Regions from separate parts of the Mus musculus genome. Here region 1 is linked to region 2. The links are chromatin loops, found by intact Hi-C in ENCODE. Cell type or tissue: heart. All regions are shown on one strand. Each heading gives the region's core, and the rest is flanking DNA. Links, peaks and the distances in the headings are about the cores only.

What was found. Hi-C counts contacts between places; a loop is a spot of excess contacts. Peaks named below come from ENCODE experiments on the same cell type or tissue, not always from the same donor. Only the 100,000 strongest peaks of a DNase experiment are listed, where the experiment ranks them.
Region 1: a loop joins it to region 2, with 2.3 times the contacts of the local background. A loop is called at or near these places in 6 of 42 quality-filtered maps.

What each region holds. Positions count from the first base shown.
Region 1 is chr19:24,114,673-24,120,441 of GRCm38, forward strand. It overlaps Tjp2 (tight junction protein 2), which reads right to left. Exons shown (of 24, transcript NM_001376368.1): 12 at 5,273-5,423. Among named protein-coding and RNA genes, the nearest start is that of Gm41824, 37 kb to the left of the region's middle. In heart, for the core only: no CTCF peak of the experiment used is centred there; no DNase peak of the experiment used is centred there; H3K27ac peaks cover 615 bases.
Region 2 is chr19:23,970,488-23,976,256 of GRCm38, forward strand. It overlaps Fam189a2 (family with sequence similarity 189, member A2), which reads right to left. Exons shown (of 11, transcript NM_001114174.1): 10 at 4,874-5,166; 11 at 2,263-3,144. The coding sequence ends at 2,938. Among named protein-coding and RNA genes, the nearest start is that of Gm34076, 56 kb to the left of the region's middle. In heart, for the core only: no CTCF peak of the experiment used is centred there; DNase peaks (open chromatin) are centred at 1,184 and 2,544; H3K4me3 peaks cover 718 bases; H3K27ac peaks cover 2,596 bases.

The DNA.
Region 1 (5,769 bases), core at 254-5,253, 140 kb after region 2:
ACAACTGGTCTTAGACATTAATCTTGTGTACCCCGTACAGCTTGTAAACTTCACTGTATCCTGGCAACGACAATTGTATTAATCCTGGCAACTGCCACTATATTCTGTTTCTGGTAAGGGTATAAAAACTCTGATTGCTCTCAACAAAATTGTCACAGCCTCAGTCTTGATTTGGCCCCTCCAATAGACTTAATTTAATTCCCCGAAGCCATAGCAGGTGACCTGGACCCAGTAAATAAGCCCAGGCAACTACAAATATTGCCCTACCTTCCTTCTTCAGGTCTCTACATGGCATCACACCTTACAGTCCTTCAAATGAAGAATTTGTCACTGAATCGATTAGGATTTGTCATTCTGTCTGACTCCCTTCTTTTTTTAAGTCTCCCAAAGTAAGTAATAAACAGATAACTATAACCAATGCCGAACGGTGGGGTCTATAATAAGCAGATCTGGAACCCTATTTCTTGAACATTAATTCCAATAAAACCTTGAAGGCACATTCACAGTTCAATTCAACCTTTCTCTTGTAACCCTCATCTCTCAAAAGCTATCTAACCATTGACACTAATCCCAATGTTTTTGGCTGAGGCAAGTTGATTATGAGTTCAAGATCAGTGGGATTCTGTTTCAAAAACAAAGAAAAACATTTAACATGTGTTTGTGAAATCGGGTGCATTAGTCTGACATGGAAGAGCAAGGGGCCCCTGTATCATTAAGCTGCTGGTCCATACATCCTTCTAACAAAGAGTCAACAGCATCTATCCCACAATGCCTGGAGGGGGGACACTAGGGAAGGATGCTGTAAGATAACTTAGAAAGCCAGGAAGTACTTTTAATTCACACTTTCCTGATGGCTAAAGATGTTGAATATTTGGGGGGGGGGGATTCTTGTCCATTGGCATTTCTTCTATTGAAGGTTCTATTTAGTTTCAGGCCCCAACATATCAAAAATATTTACTATGTGTAGAGTGCTTTGCTTGCTTCTACCTCTTTGCATCACATGTGTGTCTTTCTGACCACAAAGGTCAGATAGGGGCACTGGATGCCCTGGAACTGAAGTTCCAGATGGTTGTGAGCTACCACGCGGGGGCTGGAAATCAGACGCAGGTTCTCTGGAAGAGCAGACTCAACTCTGAGCCACCTTTGCAGCCCTCCTGCTTGGTTTTCAATTAAACCTTTATTTTCTTAGTATTTACTTCTTTCTGAAGTATATTCCAGACACCAGCGCTCCCTAAAGACTCCTCCCCTGCTGTAAGTGGCCTTGTCACTCAAACGACGGTGTTCTGTCTGGAGCCTCTGAAGCTTCTTAGTACCATGAGATTCCGTGTGTCAACTGCTGGTGTTATGCCTGGGCTACGGGGATCCTGTTCAGAGTCCTTTCCTGGGCCTGTAAGTGGTACCATGTCCTCTACATCCTTCTCTGCCAGATTCGGGTCTCAGGTTGTATATTGAGATCCTTGATTCACCGGGGAATTGAATCTTGTGAAGAGGGAGGATGATCCGTCTTCATTCTTGTACAACCGGTTTGACCAGCACTGTTTGTTGAAGACGCTGTCTTTTCTCCAGTATGTATTTCTGGGCTTTCAACACTTGTGGGCTTACCTGGGTTTTCAATTCTATTCCGCTGGTCAATGTGTCTCTTTTCTGCCACCATCATGCTGGTGTTACTACCACAGCTCTGCAGGATAACTTGGAATCAGAGACAGTGACCCCTCCGGTAATGTTTTTGTTCTCCAGGATTGTATCAGCGATCATGGGTCTTTTGTGATTTCATATGACTTTTGAGACACATCCCGTCCCCAGTTTCTGTTAAGAATTTACACTGAGCCCCACAGTGGTGGCGCACACCTTTAATCCCAGCACTTGGGAGGCAGAGGCAGGAGGATTTCTGAGTTTGAGGCCAGCCTGGTCTACAGAGTGAGTTCCAGGACAGCCAGGACTACATAGAGAAACCCTGTCTCAAAAAAAAAAAAAAAAAAAAAAAAAAAAAGAATTTACACTGGAATTTTGATGGGGATTGGTTGAATCTAGAGATTACTTTTGGTAGGATGGCCATTTATACAATATTAACACTGCCAACCCACGAACATGGAAGACCTTTCTATCTTGTGTTATCTTCAATATCCTTTCTTTGGTGTATTAAATTTTTCATTGTACAAGTCTTTACCTTCTTTGTTAGATTCATCTCATGATTTTTTTTTTCTTTAGGCCATGGTAAATGGGATTGTTTCCCTTGTTTCTTATTGGTTATGTCTGTTGTTGATATATAAAAGGCTAATGATTTTTGTGTTTATTTTGTGCCTAGATACTTGTCTGAATATGTTTAATTAGCTTTAGAAGATTTGAGGTCTTTAATATAGTCAATAACATGACGGTAAGATCCTACTACTGAAGGTGGAACATACTCGAGTCATGGGCTACAGGGAAATCAGTCATGTACTATGCTGGAAGATGTATTCTCTATCAGCTAAAAGTTTTCAGCGTGCTGGAGGGTTCACTGCATGCTACCAGTGGAGAAAAGCCATCAAGAAACCCTACAGTGATAACTTGCTGGCACCCAGGCCCACTGGTAGAAACCGGCACAGGTTCTGGTGGGATTCAGAAACCAATCTGATACTCTTAACTTGGCTAAAGCCTATGGCCGACTCTGTCATGGGAGAACTTAGTGCTAAATTCTGCTAAATGGAAATAGTAATAAACTGACCACTAAGTTCTTATTCTTTTTTTTTTTAAAGATTTATTTATTTATTATATGTAAGTACATTGTAGCTGTCTTCAGACACTCCAGAAGAGGGAGTCAGATCTCGTTATGGATGGTTGTGAACCACCATGTGGTTGCTGAGATTTGAACTCTGGACCTTTGGAAGAGCATTCGGGTGCTCTTACCCACTGAGCCATCTCACCAGCCCCCTAAGTTCTTATTCTTATACCTATAGATTAGTATACCACTTAACACCAGACAGAAAAGTTTCTTTTTTCTTTTTTTCCAAAACAAGATTTCTCTGTGTACCTCTAGCTGTCCTGTAACTCGATTTGCAGACCAGGCTGGTCTTGAACTCAGAGATCTCTCTTGTCTCTGACTCCTAGTGTGCTAGGTTAAAGGCATATCCTAGCCTACCATACCTGACTCCAAGAAGTTTCTTTATGCAGTCAATAATGACTAATTAAAAGACCCACAACCTGTAAACATATAGAAAGTAAGAGAGTGTGGGGCACTCAGCCTGAAGAGTGTGGAGCACTCAGCCTGAAGAGTGTGGAGCACTCAGCTCTACATGGAACATCTGTACTAGATCCCCTCTGGGCAAGGCTCAGGGATCATCATGGAAAAGGGAGCAGAAAATAAAGAGGAAAGTGATTTGCAAAGGCAATCAGCTCCTCTGTGAAACAATGTTACCATGTAAGATGCTGCCATTCTTGCCTCTGTCCCCAAACAGAGGTCACAGAACTTTGCTGTCTAACCCTCTCTTGTGTCATCTGTGTAGCCTCATCTGCATCTATGAATGCTTTCTATGTACACTGTAAATGCTCATATTTATCTGTTTATTTAAACATAAAAGGGCACACAGGGCTTCAGGGGTCCCTCCATTTCTATGACCTTCTGTTAGGAACAAAGCTATAATTGTCAAAATTAAAACATACTTTGCAAGCTATATTTTAAAACCCGGGGCCAGCGATTTGGCTCAATGCTAACATTAAGGCACTTGCCACCAAACTTGATGACCTGAGTTTGACCCCTAAGATCCATGTGGTAGAGAGAAATGACTCCCAAAAGTTGTCCTCTGACATCCAATGCATGACATGGCACAAGTGTTCCTCTTGCTACCCCCACCCCCACTACACACACACACACACACACACAAATGAGATGTAGTTTTTAAAATCCATGTGACTTAACAACCACCCCCCACAAATGAGTTTGGTTTTGTTACTGTCTTTTCCATTCCAAAACAGATTTTGAAAGAGAAATACCAGCCACATCATATAAATAACAAAGAAGCAGTTAAAATAAGCAGGGGAAAGGAAATAAAAATCAAAGCAGTCATGTTTCTGTTATCTGTAAGACCCGCTGGGTTCAGCGGCAGTACAGCGAACTATACACATAAGGCCTTACCTACGAAAGGCAGAGGCATTCTCAAAAAGCCACCAACAAAAAGAAAGTGGCCAGGCTATGCTAACAGTTCCCTTCGTGTCTTCAGGCTGACACACTACAGTGGAAATAGGCCAGTGTTCCTGTACTTCAAGGTCAGACTGTTCGGTCCTTCCCAACACACAAATATCGCCTTTCATTATCTGAGCGCAGTGCGAAGGGCCGGGCTGGGTGTGCTGGGAGCCTGGGGAGGATTTGGTATCAGCTCCCGCTCACTGTGCTGCAGCTGCCTCTCTGCCCAGCTAGGGGAGATCAATATTTCTCAGCCTTTTACCAAAAAAAAAAAAAAAAAAAGACGACTTTTTTACAGTCAGCTTGAGTGATTAGCAAGGCCACCTGTTGCCTGACCTCTACCGAGGACTACTGCAAAAGAAGTCAGCGGCCACCAGCATCTTCCTGGTCACCATGGTGATGGCCCAAAACAAAACAAAACCACCTTTCTAGGAAAGTTCTGACTATGGAAGCAATTCTCCTTGTCTTTGTTTTATACAGAAATTGGGTGTCTGAAACCCTAGGTGAATTCTCTACTTCTCTTTCATAAAACTCACATGTACTGTCCCTTCCACAAGAGAAATCTATCTTATTCTCCAACTTTAATGAGCAAGGCTCTAAACCTCTGGCTTCCCAGTAGCCAAAAGCACGCTTTCTCTTCATTTGTACATTCGCTGAGTACAAATTAGTATGGGCTGGCATTTGAAAAGATTTTCATGAGTAGCATGGGAAGCTGAAAAGATGTCCTACGATCATGTGCTGCCTCAAGGTTCACTCGGGTCGTCTTCCTGGGCCCTCCCAGGACCCAAAGAAGGTCCCAGAATTTCACTGGAAAGCTTAGCAATGCTAATGAGCAAGGCTTGGGACCTCCCACTCTGGACCATATCAGCAGAGTGCAGAGAGCAGGGGCAGAGAGCGGGCACACTCTTCTGCCTTGAGGTCTGATTCCCTGGATGATTCTGCAACTTCTTCTGCCCTCTGCTTTTGGCACAGAAATGCTTACCAGACCCCCGGTTAATGCCTTGTGGAATTTCCACCAAAGTCTCTCTGTGTGTGTACACACATAGATATAAAGAAAAACCCCTAAACTGAAAAACATCCATCAAAGCCCCTTGTAAGGCGGGGCTTCCTTACCTTCAGAATCTGGTCTCCTTCTTGCAGGCCCTCCTGCTCTGCGGAGGTGCCCTCCTGAATGCCAGCCACAAATATCCCAACGTCGTTTCCACCAGCCAACCGGAGGCCCACGCTGTCTCCCTTCTTGAACCTCACCATTTTGGTGTTAGGGCTGAAGTAGGTTTGGTTTCAGAAAGAAGAGACAAAAATATACTGTTTAAAGAGGAGGATTCTCATGGAGATTAAAGACTTTAACTATTTTCTAGCTCAGGGGTGACTTTACGGTTTATACAAGTCCCTCTCGTTTTTCTCATCTGTTCTATAATTTAATCTCCCTGGGACAGTGATGAGAAACGTCTACCAGCTCACAACAGAACAAAATACCAAATTTACCACATTAACTCATCTAAGATGAGAGAGTATGGAATTAGGGATTGATTCTAGCTATCTGATAAAAAGATGGCCTCCCAAATGTATTCTACCACAAGTTTAGTCAAATAAAGACAGTTCAGATCCAA
Region 2 (5,769 bases), core at 354-5,353:
AAAGTGCAAAAGCTGGGAAAGTCTTCCTCTCTGGCCTCAGAAACCCAGATATAGAGCTTGCTGGAACATTTTGAAGGGGCAACCCCTGTCCTGATTTATCCTGCGCCAAGCTCACAAAGTGAGCGTCGTGTTCTTACTCAACTGAAGCAGGGCCAACAATAACTGTACAAGGCTCTAGGCATCCAGATATCCTGAGTGACATTCACTTTGCTAGTGAAGACTTACTTCAAATATTTCTCTGCTCAGTAATCAATGCTGTTATCATTCTGATGTCACACTTGAAATCCTTTGTCTCTACCTCTGGACCGTGGATCCCTGTGGTGTTTTAATGAAAAACAGCCTGCCCTATATATACTCAGTTAACCTATGTATATGCATGCCACACTTTTAATACTTTGGCATTTGAGAATATTTACACACACGGGGCGGGGGGGGGCGGGGGGGATGAATGGTATTATTTCTAAGTGCCTCATGAGATAAACACTCATAAAATACGGTAGTATCATCAATATTGCAATATTACAAAGAGGGTGGAGGTCAAGGAAGAGATTGGACCCTTCGCCAACACATTCAGGTTCTAGACTTCCATGAGACATTTTGACCCTGCAGAGGCAATTCTAATAAACTGAGGCAGCCCCCCTACCACCTGCTGCCCTTTGGGTGGTGCCCTCAGGTGTCATGTCTTTCCTTGCTGGCTTATGTCTGTCAACCACCCTGTCCTCAGGACACACGGGGGCATCTCTGTACCATGCCTCAAAGGTTCACACTTCTGATACCCAGCCATCTGCCCTGAGCCTTCAAGGCATGCTATACACTCAGTGGTCCAAGGCAACCAGCAAGGGAGTCGGGAAAGAGATTGGAAAGAGCTGCAGCTATGGGCAGAGGGTATGAAAAGTCTAGCCACACACAGAGATGTGGCCAGTACTTTCTCTTACAAACTATGGGGAGAAGCCCTTGGTAGGCTGAGAATTCCTAGCCCTCCCCCTGAAAAAGGCGGCTGAAGAGAATGCCAAGGGACGTGGCAAGACCGACCCGGTTCCTGGGCAGTCTACCCTGTGAGTGACCAGCGGTGAGAGCAGAGGTTTGTGATACACAGTGACTCACAGAGAAAGCAGGTTTGACCTTGGGCAGCAGCCCAGGCTGTGGTGCAAAGCTACATGGTGACAATGAGGACTTTTAGAGAGGCCAGAAGAGGTGTCTCTCATTCAGGATGGAGCGGAGGTGGTAACAACAGAAACCGCCCTTGGGGAAGGAGGCCCCTAATGCACCTCACTCAGGCACTCAGCCAGACCCAGCTTGCTCACGGCCCTTCGTTTCTCAACGTTTCCAAAGCCCACTTTCCAGGACAGCTCAGTGACCCCTGAGGCCACTCTAATATGAATGGTTGATAGAGTCAGGGGAGGCTATGGTCCCATGAACGATGCAGGATGCTCCGCAACCGGGAACACAAATACTACCACCTGAGAAGCTGGACACAGAGAGGTTCCCGAGTCTGGCCACTTGGGTGTGAATGTCAGCTCTACCCCTTGGTTTCTGTGTGATCTTGGACAAGTTGTGAAATATCATTATCCTATAAAATGGAGAAAATAGCAGCTCCCACTAAATAGGCTGTGATGAGCACCAGATGAGAATTTAATACCCTCATCATAGTACTAAGGCGGGGCCCAATAAAACCAGCGCTCACCGCCCCAGGCAGCCTTAGTCCATTTCCTTGCCTCCTCTCCCATTTAAATTAACCACTTTCCCACCAGCACAGTGATCATTTCGAAATAGGATTAAGTTTATCTTGTTTGTGTTAGAAATTTCCGTGGTATCTCACCGTTAACATAGGTTGCAGCTAGCCAGGCTTCCGTCCACCTCTCCTTCAAAAACGATTCTGTGATCACTAGTATGCCTGGCCTCTGTCTCTGTCTCGAATAGTCTCCCCTGGTCCTCAAAGTCAAGGTCAAGATCAAATGTCGTTTCCTCAGAGAAGCCCTCCCTGACCACCCCCTTACTTCTTAGCATCAGTACTATCAGTAATTGCTTTACTGACTTTCTCTTTATACCCCACTAGAATGCAGGTCCACAGAGCCATTCAGGCTAACCTGTTAAATTCAGCCCAGGATTTGCCTGATGCATTGTTATCTATGGGGCTCTGGAACTGTGGAAATGAACTTAGTTTGGTGGCCTAGAGGGGCACCCTGGCCACCACAGCCCAAAATTCACCCTCCATGAGTTAAGGCCTGGTCATTTGAGATCACACAAACACTACACATGGAGTCCAGACTTTCCAACGCCAGCGCTTTATTCTCTGTTCTGTCTTCTAGTTTGCAAGCATGAAGGAATGGACTCAACCATAGTGCTCACCCTTAACGTCCTTCATTTAAAAACAAAACAAAAGAAAAGAAAACAAAACACCGCTTAGCTGGTCTGCTGCTTTTCCTAAAGAGGAAGGGATTGAGGGTAACCTAAAGGAGGCTGGAAGACTGGAGTCACATGGTGTTAACCATCATGTCTCCTGCCAATTCCTCTCACTGAGCAGCCAGAGGCGGCAGGCTGCTATAAATAGCCCGGCAGCTCTCCCCTTACAGCAAGGGAATGAACTTGGCAACAACAAGAGCCATGAGGGGTGAGGCAGGCAAAGGCTAGGGAGCCTGCTTTCTGCTCACCCAGTGTGCACCCCTTGGGGATACTGTGAGACCCAGCAGACAAAGGAGCCCTCCCTGCCTTCTTCTCCAACCAGGAACACACAGACTGGAAGGGCCAGGAAGAACGTACTTCACCCGAGTTCACCTGAGTGCCCTCGTCAGCAAAAAAAGGGAGCCAAAGAACAGGAATAAGTGCCCACCCCAGGAACCCGGTTGAGGGGTTCCCAGTGGGGGGAGGGGGAGGGGTGCCCCTGGCTCCCAGACAGTAAACAGCACTGAGGAGGGACATCCTTCCATGTCACTCAGTTCACAGGACAGTCTCTCGAATGACACCAATAAGGCTGTGTGGCCGCTCAGCCTCCGCTCGCTGCTGGGGCCTCCTCTCGGCTCTCGGCCTTGCTGTCAGAGAGAAGGTGCTTAGATCTCCACAGCTGCGCAGGTGCAGCAGGCCGGGCTGTCTCCTCCAGCTCAACTCCTGGGCCTGGGATGTGCTGGGCTGTGACGGGGCCATTATCTTTGGGAAAAGAAGAGGAGAAGGGAAGATGTTAGCCTCACTAGCGCTGGCCTTTTGACCCGCCCTCTTGCAACCATTGGTGGATCTTATTGTATGCAGTACACTCGATTGGGTGTGAATGTGTAGTCTCGGAGTTGCATTCAGTATCTTCCTCTATCACTCTCCACCTTAGTTTTTAGAGAGAGTCTCTCACTGCAATTGATGCTAGCCACAATGGTTAGACTGGGAGCCACCAGGATCCACCAGAGTTGCAGGCTGGTGCCACGGTGCCTTGTTTTTATATAGGTACTGAGAATCTGCTCTTGGTCCTCATGCCTACACAGCAAACATTTTACCCACTGAGCCATCTCCCCAGCTCCAAGCTGGGGAGTTTTAACAAGAAGCAGGTAGAACCGACACAGAACCACTGTTCTGGATCAGATTTATAAAATGCTAATTAAAAGCAATGATGCTTCAGGTAGCTCTGCTAACCCCGTGGCTAATCAGCGTAAAGAAGCAGGACACTTTATGTGTGAACGCTCTACAGACCTGTCTTTAATGAGTCCTATAACCTTAAACACGGGACAGTAGCACTTCACTTCTCAAAACTACAGTGCTATAGAATAGTTCTCACCCAGATAGGCCTGACGAGGGAGGATCTGTGGAAAGCTGAACTGTCATGTCACTATGGTGTGTGACTTTGTCAGTGGGAAAGAATCAGGAGTCTCACTGCCACCAAGCCTCACAGGACAATCAAGTGGAAGCCACTGTTTCAGAACAGGTAACACAAGGCACTATGGTAGACCATCTACAGCATCCACTCCACTGACCCAGGAGAATGAATTAACAGCCAAGCGGTAACAACAGCTCTCAAATGGGTAAAGAGGAAGTTCTGGCTGGGAGGAAATTCTACTTCTCTGGGGACGCAGGGGTGGAGACTACCTAGCCCAACCCTTCCATTTAATGATGAGAAACCCAAGGCCCAAATGGACTCCATGTACGCCCAGTTTGGTCTTTTACCAAAGTGGCTTCAGTTTAGGGCACCTTTTACTTTTTTAATCTATGGAGAGAAAGCTATTTGGTCCTCTAATTCAGTGGTTCTCAACCTATGGGTTGAGACCCCTTTGGGGTGGTCAAATGATTCTTTCTCAGGGGTCATCTAAGACCATTAGAAAACACAGATAATTACATTACCATTCATAACAGAGGCAAAATTACAATTATGAAGTAGCAAAAAAAAAATAATGTTATGGTGGGGGAAGGGGAGGGTCATCACAACATGAAGAACTGTATGAAAGGGCTGCGGCGTTAGGAAGGGTGAGAACCACTGCTCTAAGTCCCATCGGCCAACTTGTGTAGCCCAGCAACTCACTGGGCATGGGAACAGCTCCTAGACCCTTGCCAGTCATGAGCTTCAGTCTGCCATCATTTTCAAGAGCCGAGAAAACACCACATCCCGGGCAAGCTCCCATTCAGGAACTCATATGCATGGTAAACCCCACAGTGCCCAGATCCTTTGCTTTTTACCAGGCATATTTCACTGCCCAGAAAGTGAGGTTCTCTTCCCTTGGGTCAAGAGCACTGTGGGAAAGTGATGAAGCCCAGAAAGAAAGCTCTCTAGTTTCCTCTCTGAGGACATAACCCCCTCCTCCTCCAGGTCTCTGGAGACTGACCATGGACTCTCTCTCTGCCTCCGATGAGTAGTGACACCGATTACTGGAAGCAAGCCTGGGGCTGTGCGAAGTGGTACCTGCTCTAGGAAACTGGCACTCGTGATGGCTTCTTCCATGTGCCCCTCATCGGATTTCAGAACAGACTTTATGTTCTCTACAAGTTCATGAATGTCCGGAGTCATGCTGCAGGAGGACTGCTCCAGGAACCTGGCCACTAGCAGCTTCGTGTCTATGTATGACCTGTAATCTATCAGAGAGCGGGGTCTGCATCTTGATGCCCGTGGCCTCGCGCCTCTCCTCAGAGTCACTGTAGCGAGATCTAGCCTCCTTTCTGTCTGCGTTGCAGCTTCGCAGCTGAGCACCGGGGTAGCTGTGGACAGAGACAAAATGTCACCATTGAACAAGCCCCTCTGCACACTGACCATAGAAATCTCAGTGTAGACAACATCTGGCAGATGCCCGAGGTCATGCGTGTACATCTCACCATCTTGAAGAACAGAAGGAATGAAGGGAAATGAAACTAACACAGCTCTATTGTGTGAAGTGCACTTGCAATAGGCTGTGTGCTGAGACACTGAACCACGGCACATAAACAGTCCCCAAGGCAAAGACAGATGACACGGCACAGAATCCACAGTGCAAACCACGGAGGAGCGTGTTTTCATGGAGTAGATAGGAATGGATGGCTAAGCAGAAAGAAAAAGATGGTGGACCAACGAGAGAATGTTGGGGCAGGTAGGTTTAGAAGAGTCAAAGAGAGGAAGAGACAGATGACACACTTGTGGGATGAGCAGAAAATATGCTGTCACGGTACCTTGGTCCTAAACATCCTCGGAGCACTCTATTGATGCCTATTTCTGAGGCTCACACCATGGCTGTGAGGCAGATCTATGACTAGTACAGAAAACCTAGGTGCAGAAAGTTACATCATTCCAGAAGTCAACAGAGGGTCTAAAAAAAATCCACTGCAGGC